2 separate regions of the Homo sapiens genome follow, and region 2 is linked to region 1. The links are chromatin loops, found by intact Hi-C in ENCODE. Cell type or tissue: Calu3. All regions are shown on one strand.

What was found. A loop is a pair of places that touch in the nucleus more often than their neighbours do. Peaks named below come from ENCODE experiments on the same cell type or tissue, not always from the same donor. Only the 100,000 strongest peaks of a DNase experiment are listed, where the experiment ranks them.
Region 2: it touches region 1 in a loop (4-fold over the local background); 3 of 110 quality-filtered maps call a loop at or near these places.

What each region holds. Positions count from the first base shown.
Region 1 is chr6:117,972,307-117,980,306 of GRCh38, reverse strand. The region is part of intron 1 of SLC35F1 (solute carrier family 35 member F1); the gene reads right to left. Among named protein-coding and RNA genes, the nearest start is that of SLC35F1, 69 kb to the right of the region's middle. In Calu3, CTCF peaks have their summits at 3,887 and 4,101 (motif pointing left); no DNase peak of the experiment used is centred here.
Region 2 is chr6:117,836,330-117,844,329 of GRCh38, reverse strand. No RefSeq gene overlaps it. Among named protein-coding and RNA genes, the nearest start is that of SLC35F1, 67 kb to the left of the region's middle. In Calu3, no CTCF peak of the experiment used is centred here; a DNase peak (open chromatin) is centred at 3,449.

The DNA of each region.
Region 1 (8,000 bases):
CCTTACATTTCTTTAATGATGTGCATCCTGGAATCCCAGATTTAGCAGAGGTTTTGGAGGTCTAGCCCATCTGATCACCCAAACCTCAGTGGGAGGTTTACTTATGTAGATTTCTGAAGTTTCCCCCCTCACACATTGTCTCAAAATCAACGATGTTGAGAACACCTCACAAACAGAGTCTGCAATCTTACACATGAGGCTCTAGACAAGGTTCCATGGTTACCATAAACATATAAAACAGAAACCCATTCGATGAGTAAAAAGAATCAGAGGCCTCAAACTCAACACGGGTAGAAGAAATTTCACAACTGTGCTAACAGCAACTTTTTACTACAGTAAAGGGAAAAAAATTCTGATAAGTAATTCTTGCTGGCACAGTTAGGAGAAACATGAATCAGATACTCCTGATGAGATGTACAAAGTGCTCCATCATCCCATCATGCTGGGAAACAAAAGGCTCCAATATTGAAAACATCATCAGCTGGATCCCATGGATACAAGTTAAGGAACAATGACATTGATGATCGCGCAGCACATCCTATGGAAGCAGAACTGGATTTTCTCTTTTCTCCTACAACAGACCCTCTTACATGACTTTGGACTAAGAGCCACAGAGAAGAAAAGAAAGACATAATTATAAAATTTTAACTCTCTGTGCTTTAAGAAGAGTGTTTTAAGCAAGATTTTCTCTTTTTGATGTAAAGGCAGAACACAGCAGGATTGGGAACATACCAGTATGCTGATTACTAGAGAGCAAGCTGTGTTAGTGAAATAAAAAGCACTATTAATATTTTCTAGATGCAGGTTAGGTAAAATGAATGTATCTGAAGTCTACTTCTGTTGGAAAAAGGAAAAACATCGTGAGGCAAAACCAATCCTTAAGCTATACCTGCTGATATTTGCTTTACACCACAGTTAAATCTTAACAGTATTCAAGGGACCAGAAACTAGCCTCTGACTCATAAGAAAATCTTCCAATGGGGTAACGGAGGGTTGTGATATTATGGACTGTACAAAGAAAAGCTCTCCAACCTGAGCCCTGTTCCACCACCAACTTTGGGAATTATAATTAACTGAAGCTTTTTTGACACAGGAGGTGATGTCCAAGCAAGGTGTAAGTTTGGGGGATGTGGTGGGGAGCTGCTCTTCGCTAGCTTTCCATCTAAACTGACCACAAAGGCATCTACTAACATATAAATGAGTCAGACAGTAGTACAGGCTAAGCTGAAAAATGGATTCACATTGTGTAAAAGAATTAATAACACTAGGCATGCGGGGAACAGGTCAAGCCTGACAGGGACCAGATTGAGAGTTCAGGCAAGAGTTGTGGCTACCAGAGCAAGCTCCACATGCCCCCAAAGGAAAGTAACAAGAGCCATGAAATGAGCCACAGGATGAGGGCAGGGTTGTCACATAAAACATGGGATGTCTTATTAAACTGGAATTTCAGACACATGAAGAATAATTTTGGAGTGTAAGTAATGGGACAGGCTTATACAGAAATATTATTCTTTGTGTATCTGAAATTCAAATTCAGTGGGTGTCCTGTATTTTTATTTGCTAAATCTGACAACTCTAGATGAGGAAATGGGGCTCAAGGTAGCCTTAAATGAGACAAAGAGAGAGACTAGGGAATGACAGTGTAAGTGAGACAGAATGGGAACCAGGGTTTCTGCCAGAGGAAAGCTGACTTAGGTCTGAAGCAAGCTAGGAGTCAAAGGAAAGGGCCAGTGAAGAAAATAACGTGAAGGGAAAAGTAAAGTTTTTGTAGTGAGTAACTGTGTATTGAAGATAAACAGCACTTAAGACCACATGGCTTGTTGCTCATTATGATGAAGATGTAAGGAAGGGGAGGGACACGGTGTTGGTGTCCACAAAAAAGGGAACGACTAATCCAGCCTGAAGAAAAACACTAAGTAAATGTGGTAAAGGGGACCTGGACTCTGTGACAGACTCCATACAACTGGTAATCTGGTAAGATTTATTTTCTTTGCAAACTGGAGAGGGTGGGGGCCAGGGGAGGGGGAAGAGTTATTTTCCATAGGAATATTCTTTCAAAGTGGAACCAAAGAGAAAATAGGCCCTTATTTCTGTTATTGGACATTTCTAAAGCATGAAAAAATCAGGCACCACTTTACTGCTTTGGAGGGAGAAGATAGGTCCAATAGCAGAGGAAATCAAATTCAGTTCAGATAAACACATCTGAAGAAATAAAATAATTTACTCTGAAAAAAATGACTGTAATAAATACTTGTATTAGTTTATCAGAAAAGACTTTGGTACAATATGAAGCACAATCTTCCTAAAATTCAAGTAAAAACTAAATCTACTCCCAAATTAACATAAAAATAATTTTTCATCTTAATATTTATTATTCCAACTGCTTGTTTCTTCTGGAAATCCATTACTAAATGAAGCTAAAATTTAAGCCTCTGCCTCTGAAAATCTTTCCCTATCATTAAAAAATTTTGATAAAGAATTACCTCAATATCCTATGCATTAAAAGAAAAATCAATGACCAAAACCACAAAAGTATTTAATAGATTTAAATACATAAAAACTTAAAATTGCTCAAATGCATATATTTTTAAAACCATAGACAAGTAAATGGCAAACTACAAACCTAGAAATACCCCAGATATAGCAGATGGAGATATATTAGTCTTACACTATTAAGAGCTCATTTTAGAAGATAAAATCTTTTACACCACATAGGAAAATGGAAAAAAGTCATGAGAAGATAATTTATAAAAAAGGAAAAAAAATGGACAATGAACACAGAAAATAGCTAACTTCCCTAGGAATCAAAAAAATCCTTATTATATCAATACTTAGCTAACATTTTCATGTATCAAATTAGCTATTTTTTAAATTAAAATATTTAGCACTAATTAAGGTAGTGAGCATCAAACACCTTCCTAGTGTATAAATTGGTTTTAAAAAACCTTTCTAGAAAGTAGTTCAGCAGTATATGTCAAAAGCCTTGGGAGGCTGAGGCAGGAGAATCGCTTGAACCCGGGAGGCAGAGGTTGCAGTGGGCCGAGATCGCACCATTGCACTCCAGCCTGGGTGAGGGAGAGAGACTCCGTCTCAAAAAAAAAAAAAGAAAGAAAGAAAAAGAAAAAGAAAAATCATGTTCTTTCATCCAGGAATTCCACTTCTAGGAATCTGTCCTAAGGAAATCATCACATGTATCATCAAAGACTTACAAAGATATTCATCACACTTATTTATAATAGTGTAGAAAATGGAAAAGCATATAAATGTATAAATGTTCATTAATAAAAGAATAGTTAAAATTGAATACTGGACAGTCATTAAAATTGCAGTTAAAACAATTTAATTTAAATGATCCTTGATTGATATAATATTAAGATTTTCAAAGTAGCACACAAAACTATATTTATCTGTCTATATACAGCATGATTACAATTATACATGAAAACAGTGGAAGAAAATATGCCCCAACGTTAACTGTGATTAAATGATTTATAGGATTATGGAGCAATTATTGTTTTCCTTTAAATACTTTGCCTGTGTTTTCTGAGGATTCTGCAATAAATGTGTACTACTTTTGAAATCAGGGGAGAAAATGAGCAGAACTAGATTTAGCTAAAGAACTTTTTTTTTATTATAGCAAGGAAAATAGCAACATAGATTAATCTAAGAATATGCATAGGCTTAGACCTGTACAAGGCAATAAATAAATACCTTGGTATTTATTTAAACATTTATATTTACATATTTAATGATTACCTTGTGTACTGCAACTCTTTATTTATCATCTAAATAATACAGTAAAAAATAAACAGGAATTAAACTGAACAAAGAACAAAATCTTTGCTCCCCAAATCAAATTTTCCTCCCTTAAAACTGAGTTTGCCACATAATCCAACTATGTTATTTGTTTTCTTACAACCTAAAATTTGTAAAATTTGAAATTACTCTTCTAAAAAGGAAGAAAGCCAATTAGCAGTTTTCTTTCAGCCAGGGTTTCTCCGGTTTACCTTGGAGGTGAGAGATTTGAGTAAATGTCTTGTTGCCACTATAGGCATGAATAGGAATTAGCGCCCTCTTGTGAGCATGAGATGAAAACCTTAAAATACATTTGAAGCTGAAAGGGACTTCAGTTATTTCACCATGAGGGAAGACAAAGAATTGTGCTCACTAGACAAAGAAGATCACACTCCTTAAAGTAAAATCATCTCAGAATTCCTGATTATTTAGATTTTCAACATACAATGCATTTGTATGGGAAAGTGCCTGACATTCAATAGATTTACAGCTTGTCTTAAAATTCATGAGAGGCAACGTGAATGTTCTGTACTACTGCCACTGCGTGGGAAGTTATCACAGTGGAGGACGTGATAATCTACCTTTTGGCGAGTACGATGTACTGTGCTCACATGTAAAAAGCAGAATTTCCAGAAGAGGGATCAAGTCTTTCAGAAATGATAGAAGATAGTAACTTTTCTAAATTCTTAAAGAGTCATAAATCATTTCTTGAAAAATAAAAATGATGAAAACAACTTGTTAGCGCAGGAACAAAATAAAATTGGAGATTATTTAGAATACAGACTACAACTTCAGCATAGCACAGAGCACTTGTAGAACAGAATAAGTTCCCTTTTACATAGGTTAGTAGATTCCCGTCTACAAAAATAAATAAATAAATAAGAGAATCACATCTCCTATCACTCTAATCTGGGAGTTTTTAAAATTACACCTTACTATAGTAATTTCACATCTGATTGACAGGTTAAGATACACAATTAATTCTAAAACATCAAAGTGGGAGGGAGATCATACTAAAATGAAAAAAAATTTTCAAGGCATTAGGTCCTATAGTATTCTTCAACAACACTGCCAGACTTTTCCTGGGATGCTGCCAGCCAATCCCAGGTCAAAGCTTAATTGGCATTCCCAGTTAGCGGACTCTAAATTTGAGAAAGGCCACACATTGTCTTTAAGCATTTATAATGCAGTTAACTCTAATCAAAATTTCTTTATTTTTGTCAAATAACTTCAACAAACTTTTTTTCTAGCTATTTAATGTTCTCATTTATTTGAGGATGGGCATTAGCACTGAAGGGTGAGTGAATGACATTGGAAAATCATTTTAGTCAACTTGTTTCTAAACATCAATGGAAGGAAGTAAACATTTCCATCTGTTCAGCTCATTAGTGCTGATAAATGGAGATTGCAAAACTCAGAGGCTATGGATTCCTAATGGACTTGACTTACATCAGTGGCTCTCCAAGTGTGGTGTGGGAAATCCCTAAGATCCTTTCAAGAAGTCCAAACCTTCAAAACTACTTTCATAATCATACTAACACATTATTTGCCTTTATCACTCTCATTCTCCTACAAGTATACAATGCAAGTTTTGCAACAGATTGATGCAGAAGCAGATATGTGAGTCCACTTGTCTTCTATTAAGTCAGACATTAAAGAGATTTGCAAAAATGTAAAACAATGCTACTCTTCTCACTTTCTGTTTTATTTTGGAAAACACAATTTAAAAAGCATTATTTAGATTAACCCACATGGGCTTACTTTTGTTCTTTGGACATGTCATAAATATTTTTAAATTCCTCTATTTTAATTTATAATGTAATGAATATAAATTGAGATAATCCCACAGAAACCAAAGCTCTTTGGGTCTTTAATAATTTTAAAGAGTGTAAATGAGTCCTAGACCAAAATTCTTAAGAATAGCTGTCACAGATCTCTTATTTTGATTCAGCATTAAAAAGTTATATTAATGTTGAGCTCAGACACTCCAAAAAATCTTTCCAGATTTTCAGAATCAAAGCAACCTCCTGCTGTGCTCCAGAGTTCAAAGGCATTTTTGACTTTATGCTACTCAAAATCCAAATTAAATTTCACTTCAGTGCAGAATAAGAAATTTTCAAATATCATTCATTCATCCATTCAATAAAAATTTACTGAGTATCTATCATGTGAAAATACAGCTATGTTTGGAACATTGCTAGTCTGGGGAAATAAAATGGTATCTTTTCAGACTAAAACCATATATGCCCTGCTCCTAAATAGTAAGACCTAACACTGATTAAGTATATGCTAAGTGCTAGACCTTGTACTAAGTGCTTAATGGCATAACTAATTTATTTCTAACAAGAACCCTATGTATTATTATTATTCCTATTTCATGGATGAGGAAACTGGGGCATAGAGAGATTAAACAATTTGTCCAAAGAGCTGACAAGTGGCAGAGCCAGGATTCAAACCAGCAGAATCTCTGCATATAACCTCCCCAGTAAAACTGGCACCATCCAGCAGGGTACTGGGCCTGGATATGCATACCAGCTGCATGTAACAGAGCTAAACCCAAAGCAATGTCAAGATTCACTGGATGTAGTTTACCTTGGCAGAGCTGGAAGAAACCATAACTTTGAGTTTACTGTTAATTCCTGGATTCTGACTATTGGACTAAAAAATTAATTGATAGGTACTTCTGGTCATCCTTCACTTATTCACAGTTATAAAAGTTGTGAAGAAATGGCCCTAATATTACCCATAATCCTAAAGTATAGTTTCTATAAAACAAGTTTTGACCAGCTGGGCATGGTGGTACAAGATTATATTCCCAGGTACTGGGAAGGCTGAGGCAGGAGGGTCTCTTCAGCCTAGGAGTTCTAGGCTGCAATGAGCATGACTGCATTCCAGCCTGGGCAACAGAGCAAGACCTTGTCTCAAAAAAATATATATTAAAAATTAAATAAATAAATAAACAAAATAATAATAAATTTAAAAACAAGTTTTGACCTTGCAATGTGGAGAGACCCAGAAAGCATATCATCATCAAACCAGCTCTCAGGAAAAATGTCTACGAACCTTCAGTAACACTTATTTTTAGGTAAATAGATGAGTAAATAAATACATAAATCAGTCATTATGTCCTTTGTCCCCTTACAACCCCAAATCCATATGTTGAAGTCCTAACCCCCAGTTCACTTCAGGATGAGACTGTACTAGGAGATAAGGACTTTAAAGAAGGTAAAATGAGGTCATGTGGGTGGACCGTCATCCAACAGGACTGCTGTCTTTATAAGAAGAGAGAGACTAGGGACACATAGGTACAGAGAAAAAGCCATGTGAAAGCACAGCAAGAAGGTGGCCATCTGCAAGCCAAGGAGAGAGGCTTTGGAAGATACCAAACCTGCCACTGACACCTTGATCTTGGACTTCCAGCCTCCTGTGAGATATTGTGAAAAAAATAAATTTCTATTGTTTAAGCCTCCTAGTCTGTGGGATTTTGTTATAGTAGTCCTAACAGATACTGTAACAGATAAAACACCAGCCAAACTCTTTCATCCAACTGTATTTTTTAAAATTCCACAATTTTAACATTTATCATAATGCTTGTAAACTTATTAAATTGTAGCATCTAGGTACTTGCCTATGAAGAAAAACAGAAGTATCCCTAATTTTATAATGGGGATCTAGGTATGGGTGGCTGATATGATTTGGCTGTGTCCCCACCCAAACTTCATCTTGAATTGTAGTTTCCATAATCCTCACATGTCATGGGAGGGACCCAGTGGGAGGTAACTGACTCATGGGGGCAGGTTTTTCCCATGCTGTTCTTGTGATAGTGAATAAGTCTTATGAGATCTGATGGTTTTATAAAGGGCAGTTCCCCTGTACACGCTCTTGCCTGCCACCATGTAAGATGTGTCTTTGCTCCTCCTTCGCCTTCTGCCATGATTGTGAGGCCTCCCTAGCTATGTGGAACTGTGAGTCCATTAAATCTCTTTTTCTTTATAAATAACCCAGTCTTAGGTATGTCTTTATTAGCAGCATGAGAACAGACTAATATGGTAAATTGGTACTGCAGAGTGGGGGCACTGCTGTAAACATACCCAAAAATGCAGAAGTAACTTTGGAAATGGGTAACAGGCAGAGGTTGTAACCACTTGGAGGGCTCAGAAAAACAAAAGAAAATGTGGGAAAATTTGGAACTTCCTAGAGACTTG
Region 2 (8,000 bases), 140 kb after region 1:
CCATGCGTGCAATGCATGTACCATGCAGACAACAGGAAATTCTGGTATAATCAACACTCACAAAATAAGTTCATATACCCATTTTAAAAATCGAGCTCAATTCGTAGAAAACCTTTAGATTCATGCTAAAATTGGGCAGGACAAACAGAGGTCCCCCATATCCTCTGCCCCCTTAGATGCATAGTTCCTTTCACTAACAACTTTCTGTCATAGAGTGGTACGTTCGCTGCAATCATTCAACCTACAATGACACATCACTCTCATGATGAGACCACATAGCTCTCCTTAGCATTCACTTGGGTGTTGTAAATTCTATGGACTGGAGCAATGGCATAGTTACATGTATCTGCTATTATTCTATCATATGGAATAGTTTCAGTTCAGTACCAATGCACTGTGTCCTATCTCTGCACTGTTTCTTCATCCTCAGTGCCTTGCAACCACTCAACTATTGATTTATTTATATTTAAAATAGACACATCTTACTGTATATAATATGAACATTTAAGCAATATTAATTTTTCCAATTCATGAACACAGGATATCTTTCCATTTATTTGTGTGTTCTATTTCTTTCTTCAACATTTTCTAGTTTTCAGTGTACTGGTCTTTCATCTCCTTGGCTAAATGTATTTATAAGTATTATTTTTTATAGCTATTATGAAATGAAATTTTTTATTTTGGGGGAAATAATTTATTCTTAGTATATAGAAACACTACTGATTTATGTGTGTTAATTTTGTATCCTGCAACTTTACTGTATTTGTTTGATAGTTCTGTTTTTTGGTGGAGTCTTTAGGGTTTATTACATATAAGATCATCTCATCAGGAAACACTGACAATTTCAATTCTTTTTTTCCTATTTAGGTGCCCTTTATTTCTCCTTCTTGCCTAATTGCTCTGACAAGGATTTCCAATACTATGTTGAATAAAAGTGTCAAGGCTGGACATCTTGTCTGGTTCCAGATCTCAGAGCAAGGGCTTTCAAATTTCACCATTGAGTATAATAATAGTTGTGAGCTTCACATATATGGCCTTTATTGTGTTGAAATACATTCCCTCTACACCTACTTTAGTGAGAGTTTTTATTGTGAAAGGATATTGAATTTGTCAAATGTTTTTTCTGCATCTAATAAGATGATCATATGTTTTTGTCTTTCATTCTGTTAATATGATGTATAACTTTTATTGATTTGCATAAATTGAACCATACTTACATCACAAGGATAAATCCCACTTGATTATGGTGAATGATCCTTTTAATGTGTTGTTAAATTTGGTTTGCTAGTATTTTGTTGAAGATTTTTACAACTATGTTCATCAAAGATATTAGCCTGTAATCTTTTCTTATAATGTCCTTGCCCAGCCTTGCTATCAGGAAAATGCTGGCCTTGTAAAAAGTTTAGAAGTATTTCTGCCTCTTCATTTTTTTGAAGAGTTTCAGAAGGATCGGTATTAGTTCTTCAAATGTTTGGTAGAATTCAGATTGGTAACCATCAGGTCTTAAGGTTTTTATTATAGGAGACTTTTTAATTACTGATTAAATCTCAATACCCATTACTGATTACTTATTAAATCTCAATACCCATTATTGGTCTTTTCAGATTGTCCATTTCTTCATGATGATTCAGTCTTGGTAGGTTGCATGGCAATGGCAAAAACCGCAATTACTTTTGCACTAACCTAAATATATGTGAAGAAATTTGTCAATTTCTTCTAGTTTATCCAATTTGTTGTATAATTGGTCATAGTAGTCTCTTGTGATCCTTTGTATTTCTGTGATATTAGTTGCAATGGCTCCTCTTTTGTTTCTGACTTTATTTATTTGAATCATCTCTTTTTCTTATTCTAGCTAAAGACTTGTGGATTTTATCATTTAAAATCACTAACTCTTAAGTTTTGTTGATCTTTTGTATGGTTTTTTTTTCTAGTCTTTATTTTATTTATTTTATTTTAATAATAAAAATCTACTCTGATTTTTATTATTTCCTTCCTTCTGCTAACTTTGGGCTTAGTTTGTTCTTTTTCTAGTTCAGTGAGGAGTAATGTTGTTTATTTTAGATGTTTTGTTTATTTTTGATGTAGGTGTTTATTGCTGTAAACTTTCCTTTGAGAACTGATTGTGTTGTATCCCATAAGTTTTGGTATATTGTGTTTTCATTTTCATTTATCTAAAGATATTTTTAAATTTTCTTTTAAATTTCTTTATTGACCCATTGGTTGTTCAGGAACATGTTTAAATTCCATGTATTTGCAAATTTTCTAAAATTCCTCCTGTTATTGATTTCTAGTTTCAATTCATTATAGTTGGAAAAGATACTTGATATTATTTCATCCACCTTAAATTTGCTAAGGCATATTTTGTGATCTAACATATGACCTATCTGTGTGTGCACTTGAGAAGAATATATATTCTGCTGTTGTTGAATGGAATGTCTTGTATTTGTCTGTTGGTTTCACTTGGCCTATAGTGTTGTTCAAGTCCAGTATTGTCTCATTGGTTTTATGTCTGAATGACCTGCCCATTGTTGAAAGTGGGATATTGAAGTTCCTTATTATTATTGTATTGCAAGCTATCTCTCCCCTCATATTCTTTAATACTTGTTTTATATATTTAGGTGCTTCTATGTTTGGTGCTATATATATATATATATATATATTCACAATTGTTATATCTCTTGATTAATTGCTTCTTTATAATTACATAAGTTCTTTGTCTCTTTTCACAGTTTTTGACTTAAAGTCTATTTTGTGTGATATTAGTGTAGCTATCCTTGCTCTCTTTTGGTTTTTATTTGTAGGGAACATCTTTTTCAATCCCTTCACTTTCAATCTATGTGTATCCTTAAAAGTAAGGTGAGTCTCTGCTAGGTTGTATATGTAAAGTTTTGGCTTTTTGATGGGGATCCCATAATTCCCATAAGATTTCTTTATTCTTTTTCATTCTTCTTTTTGTTTTTCATTTCAAATGTTCTGTCTTTGAGTTCATTGATTCTTTCTTCCACTTTATCAAGTCTAATGTTGAAACTTTCTATTGAATTTTTAAATTTAGTAATGATATTCTTTATCTCTAGGATTTCTATTTGGTTTTTTATTGTTTTCATTTTTGTCACACTTCTTAATTTGTTCATGTATTATTTTCCAGATTTTATTTAATTTACTATCCATGTATTCTTTGAAGTAACTGAAATGCTTTGAGATTAATCTGAATTCTTTATCAGTCATTTCATAGATCTCCATTTCTTTTTCCTTCTTTTTTTGAGTAGCAAATACTGTAATTTTATTCTATTTTTTAGATTTCAACTATTATTTATTTCCTTAGGGTGCATTACTGGAGCTTTATTGGTTTCTATTGGATGTATTATGATTCTCTAATTTTTTGTAATCCTTGTGTCCTTGCATTATTCTCTACATTTTTAAGGAAACAGCCCCCTCTTCTGGCCATTACTTGTGTTCTTTGACAGGGATAGATCTTTGATATTTAATCTAGCTTGTGATTCTTGAAGGGCCGGTGAGGTGATAATAAATCCAGACAAGGAGAGCTTGTTGTGAGTTCTCTAGTTGGCTGGGCTGCCGTCTTTCCTCTGATGTCAGGTGGGCTGCTGGCTTACCTCCACTGTCTGGCAAGATCACTGGCTGGATTCTGCTATTGGTCAGAGCTGCTGGCTGTGGACTGCAATGGCTTGTGGTCTCATAAATCACAGAATGCATTCCCTGGCCAAACAATTTTGCTATTTGTGGTCTGCAGTTAGGCAAGACTGAAGTTGGTCTCTGAAGTTAGGCATAGTTTCTGCTGAGGATGGGCAAGACCAGAGGTTATACTTCTTAGAAATGCATGATTGAGGATTGACTCCTTGTCAGGGTGGAGCCATGGTATGGACATTTCACTGAGTTGAGACACTGTGACCTCCTGGGTCAAGCAGGTCCAGTCCCTATGATTCTCTGAAATGGGCAGAGGCAGGCACCTTCCTGTCTGGATGGGGTCATTGAGCAGGATTTTTGGCTGAGTAGAGCTACTGCTTGACTGCCCAGGGCAATCAGATCTAGCTTCTGTTCTTTGAAATGGGCAGAGGTGGGTGTCTCGACCTGGGCAAGGTTATTTTTGTGGACTCTGACACTGGGTATGGAGACTAACCATCTAGGGACTCAGGCTAGGTTTAACCTTCCTCCATGCTTCCAAAGGTGATCAGATCAGTTTTGCAGGTGGGCTATAAGGTTTGCTGGTATCTCTGACTGAGCACCGTAACTGGCAGGAACACAGACCTACCACCAAGATTTTAGTGCTAGTCACCATGACCTCTGCCTTCTTTCTTTCTACCTGACTCCAGGCATTATAGCTAAGTCATTGGTCCCAATGTTTCCTGTGAGGTGAGACCAGAGTGAGCATCCTGAGAAGTGTGTTGGGAAGCTAGAGAAACTTGATAACTTCAACTCCCTTTTCCCCCTGTAGACACTGTGGGCTCATGGAAATCCTCTTTCTCTAGTATTGTGCCAAATTGGTGGGTGGATGTGTATGTGGTTGAAGTGAGACCACTCTTCTTACCTTTGTAATTCAGTTTTCATTCAGTACTATGGGACATGCAAGTATCTTGGGCCTGTTTCCAAGTGGAGTTTTCAAAGAGATGTTCTGTTCTTTGGATACCTGCTAGTGATATTTACATGGAGGCAGTGGGAGTGAAGGCTGAAACTTTCTATTCTGCCATCTTGCTGACATTCTGTAGTGTGCAGAAAATTCCTGATGTTCTGTTTCAAACAAATGCTTGAGTCAGAAAAAGTTGTTTTGACAGGATATTTTAAAAATTAATTATTATTTCTGTGGCTTCAAAACTGCTCCAGAAACCCTGAAAGCACCCCCAGACTGAAATCACTGAGCATATAAACAATGGTGACAATCAGCCCAAAGGCCACCCCAACATGGTTTAAGAATGAAACTCGGGTAAACAGTCATATTTCTTCTCAGTTTTGGGGAAAATAAGAAAAAAAAATTTCATTTCACCTCCAAGATCAGATTCCAACTGTTAACAGTATCTCTAGACATTAAAATTTAAAAACCATAGGCTCAAAAATGAATCATAGGTAATTGCTTTGTGCCTCTACTTACGCTTTTTTAAAAAAAATTTATACGTTATATATTTATATATTTTTTCCTATAAAGTTGACAACTTGCTTATTTAGGTCTGATATAAAGAAAATCAAACTTCATATCACTAATGCAATAGAGTGAAAAGGTAGAAAGGTGTATCCATTTTATTTCAGATGTGTTATATGATACCAAGATCTCCTATCTATGGTATAATATATGCACTAAGATGTATATGCACTAAGATGTAGTTTCTCAAGATCTTGAAAAATATTGTTAAATGCTTCATTAGAAATTGCTTTCATGTTTCGTGTGTCTGCGTAAGTCAGTGGTTCTCAGTGGGGGTAATTTTGCCCCAAAGGGGACATTTGCCAGTGTGGAGATGTTTTTTATTGTTACAACTTGAGAAGCTTTGTGCTGTTGGCATCTGGTGTACAGAGGCCAAGAATGCTATTAAACATCTCACAATGCACAGGACAGCTCCCCACAACAAAGAATTACCCCATCCAAAATGTCAATAGTGTGGAAGACTTTGGGAGGCCGAGGCGGGCGGATCATGAGGTGAGATCTAGACCATGCTGGCTAACACGGTGAAACCCCGTCTCTACTAAAAATACAAAAAATTAGCCAGGCGTGGTGGCAGGCGCCTGTAGTCCCAGCTACTGGGGAGGCTGAGGTGGGAGAATGGCATGAACCTGGGAGGCAGAGCTTGCAGTGAGCCAAGATTGTGCCACTGCACTCCAGCCTGGGCGACAGAGCGAGACTCCATCTCAAAAAAAAAAAAAAAAAAAAGGTACAATGGAGTTTAAAAATTCCTATGGTATAGTGACATCATAGCTGTAGTAACACCATGGTGCAATGCATTACTCACATAGGAGCAACAGGCGATATATACAGTCTAGGTGTATAGAAGGCTATACCACCTCGGTTTGTATAAGTTCACCCTCAAGATGTTTTCACAATGATGAAATCATCTAGCACATTTCTCAAAATATATCCCTGTCATTAATTGATGCATTACTATAATTGATCAAATCTTCTATTGTTTGTGAAAATAACTGCAGACAACAGAATCCCCTCTAGCTGGCTTATGAAGAACAAGTTTTTTTTAAAAAAAATTACGTAGTTCACAGGTATCTTGGAGTATCTAAGTATTGGGTCTGATTATCCAACCAGGAATAGAGCAGCCAAGAGAAAAATCAAAAGACACTACTGTATCCAAATGTAAAACACAACTGTGCTCCCCACCCCAATACTTGTGACACCAAGTCAGAAGCTTCACTATCACTTCAGATGGGCACCTCTGACATCATTTTTGCCAGTAGATACACTCTTTCTTGGTACAGCCACCACCTATGTTTCTCATTGCTATCTGCAAATCAAGTATAGGTGGGTCAGTCTAGTAAAAAAATAGATTGCTTGCAGTACCTTGGCTGCTAGGGAGTGGGATATCATATTTTTTAGCTTTTCAGTCTTTATAGTTCTAGAAATTAAGTTAAAGGGGATTGGAATGGGAGCTGGATGAGCCAAATTATAGTCTGCAATAGTCATGGAGCTCACATTCCAATAAATCAATTAAGATTAGGGTCAGCTGCATAGAACAAAAACTAAACTAAATTACAATATCTTGTAAACTAAAAGACGTCTGTCTCTTACATAAAAGAAGTCTGAAAATGTGAAAGATTGCAAAAATAGCACCTATTCTTCACTGCTGCCTATATCACCCCCTTTGTCATGTAAATTGAAGTTTCTCTCACTGAAGAGGTGGGATGTATTTCCTTGAATCTAATCCTGTCTTGTGACTTGCTTTGGCCAATAGAATGAGGCAGAAGTGCTGGTATTCAAGTTCCAAGCCTAAACCTTAAGATGTCGTGCTGTTTCTGCTGGCTCATTTGTGGTTTTATCATTACCATGACAGGGTTGTGCCCAGCTGGTCTGCTGAAGGACGAAAGGCACATAGAGCAGGGCTGAGTTATACCAGTTACTCTATTTGAACCCAGCTTAGATGAGCCAACTCCCAATTGGCCTCCAGGAAGCATGAGGGAGGCTAGCTTCTGATCAGCTAAATCTCATATATGTGTGAAAAATACTTATTTTTATGAACCTTTCTTACTCAGTATTATTGCAGCACTGGATAACTGATACAGGAACAAAGCAGTCTGAGGCAAATATGAAAGCTCAGAAGCGTGAGGGACCCAAATGCTGGATATTTTGTAGCTCTGCATCCTCAATGTACAGCTTCTATTTCATAGTTCAATGTGGTTGCTTAACCATCACATCTAAATCCCAGCCAGCAGGGAAAAAAGGAGGTGTGAAGAAAGGAACAAATGCTCTTTTTAAGGAAACTTGCTGGAAGTTTTATGTAGGAACCTAGTTATAGTCACATCAGCAGCAAAGAATGAGGATTGGAAAATGTAGGCTTTATTCCTATTTCCTGTGCCCAGATACATACTGGGGCCTCTAACACTAAAGAAGAAGGGGAGGACAGATACTGGGGGACAATTGGAAGCTACATTTGCCAGTAAAACATACTGACAGATAAAAGTTTGCTGTTTCCCTCACTTTTGTTCATATATAGGGCTCTTACCAAATGAAAGCAGTTTTCTGAATTTAAGATACATTTCTTTCTGGATATATTGCTAAATTATAATAATAATTAAAGAAATATTGATATTCATAAATCCAAAATATAATTTTTTTGTATAGCATTTTACTGCTATGCAATTCTGCTTTTTGCTACAGGGATAAAGACTTTTTTGGTAATAGGCCAAAAGAGAGTGTTCCACTGTCTAAATAATTCAGCCAGTGTTAGCAAGTGTTAGAACAGAGAAGCATTTGTTTTTGTCTTAAGTGGTCATCAAGTACAATAACAGACTCCATCTGGGATGAAAGACTAGATTTTTTTTAACTGACACATAAT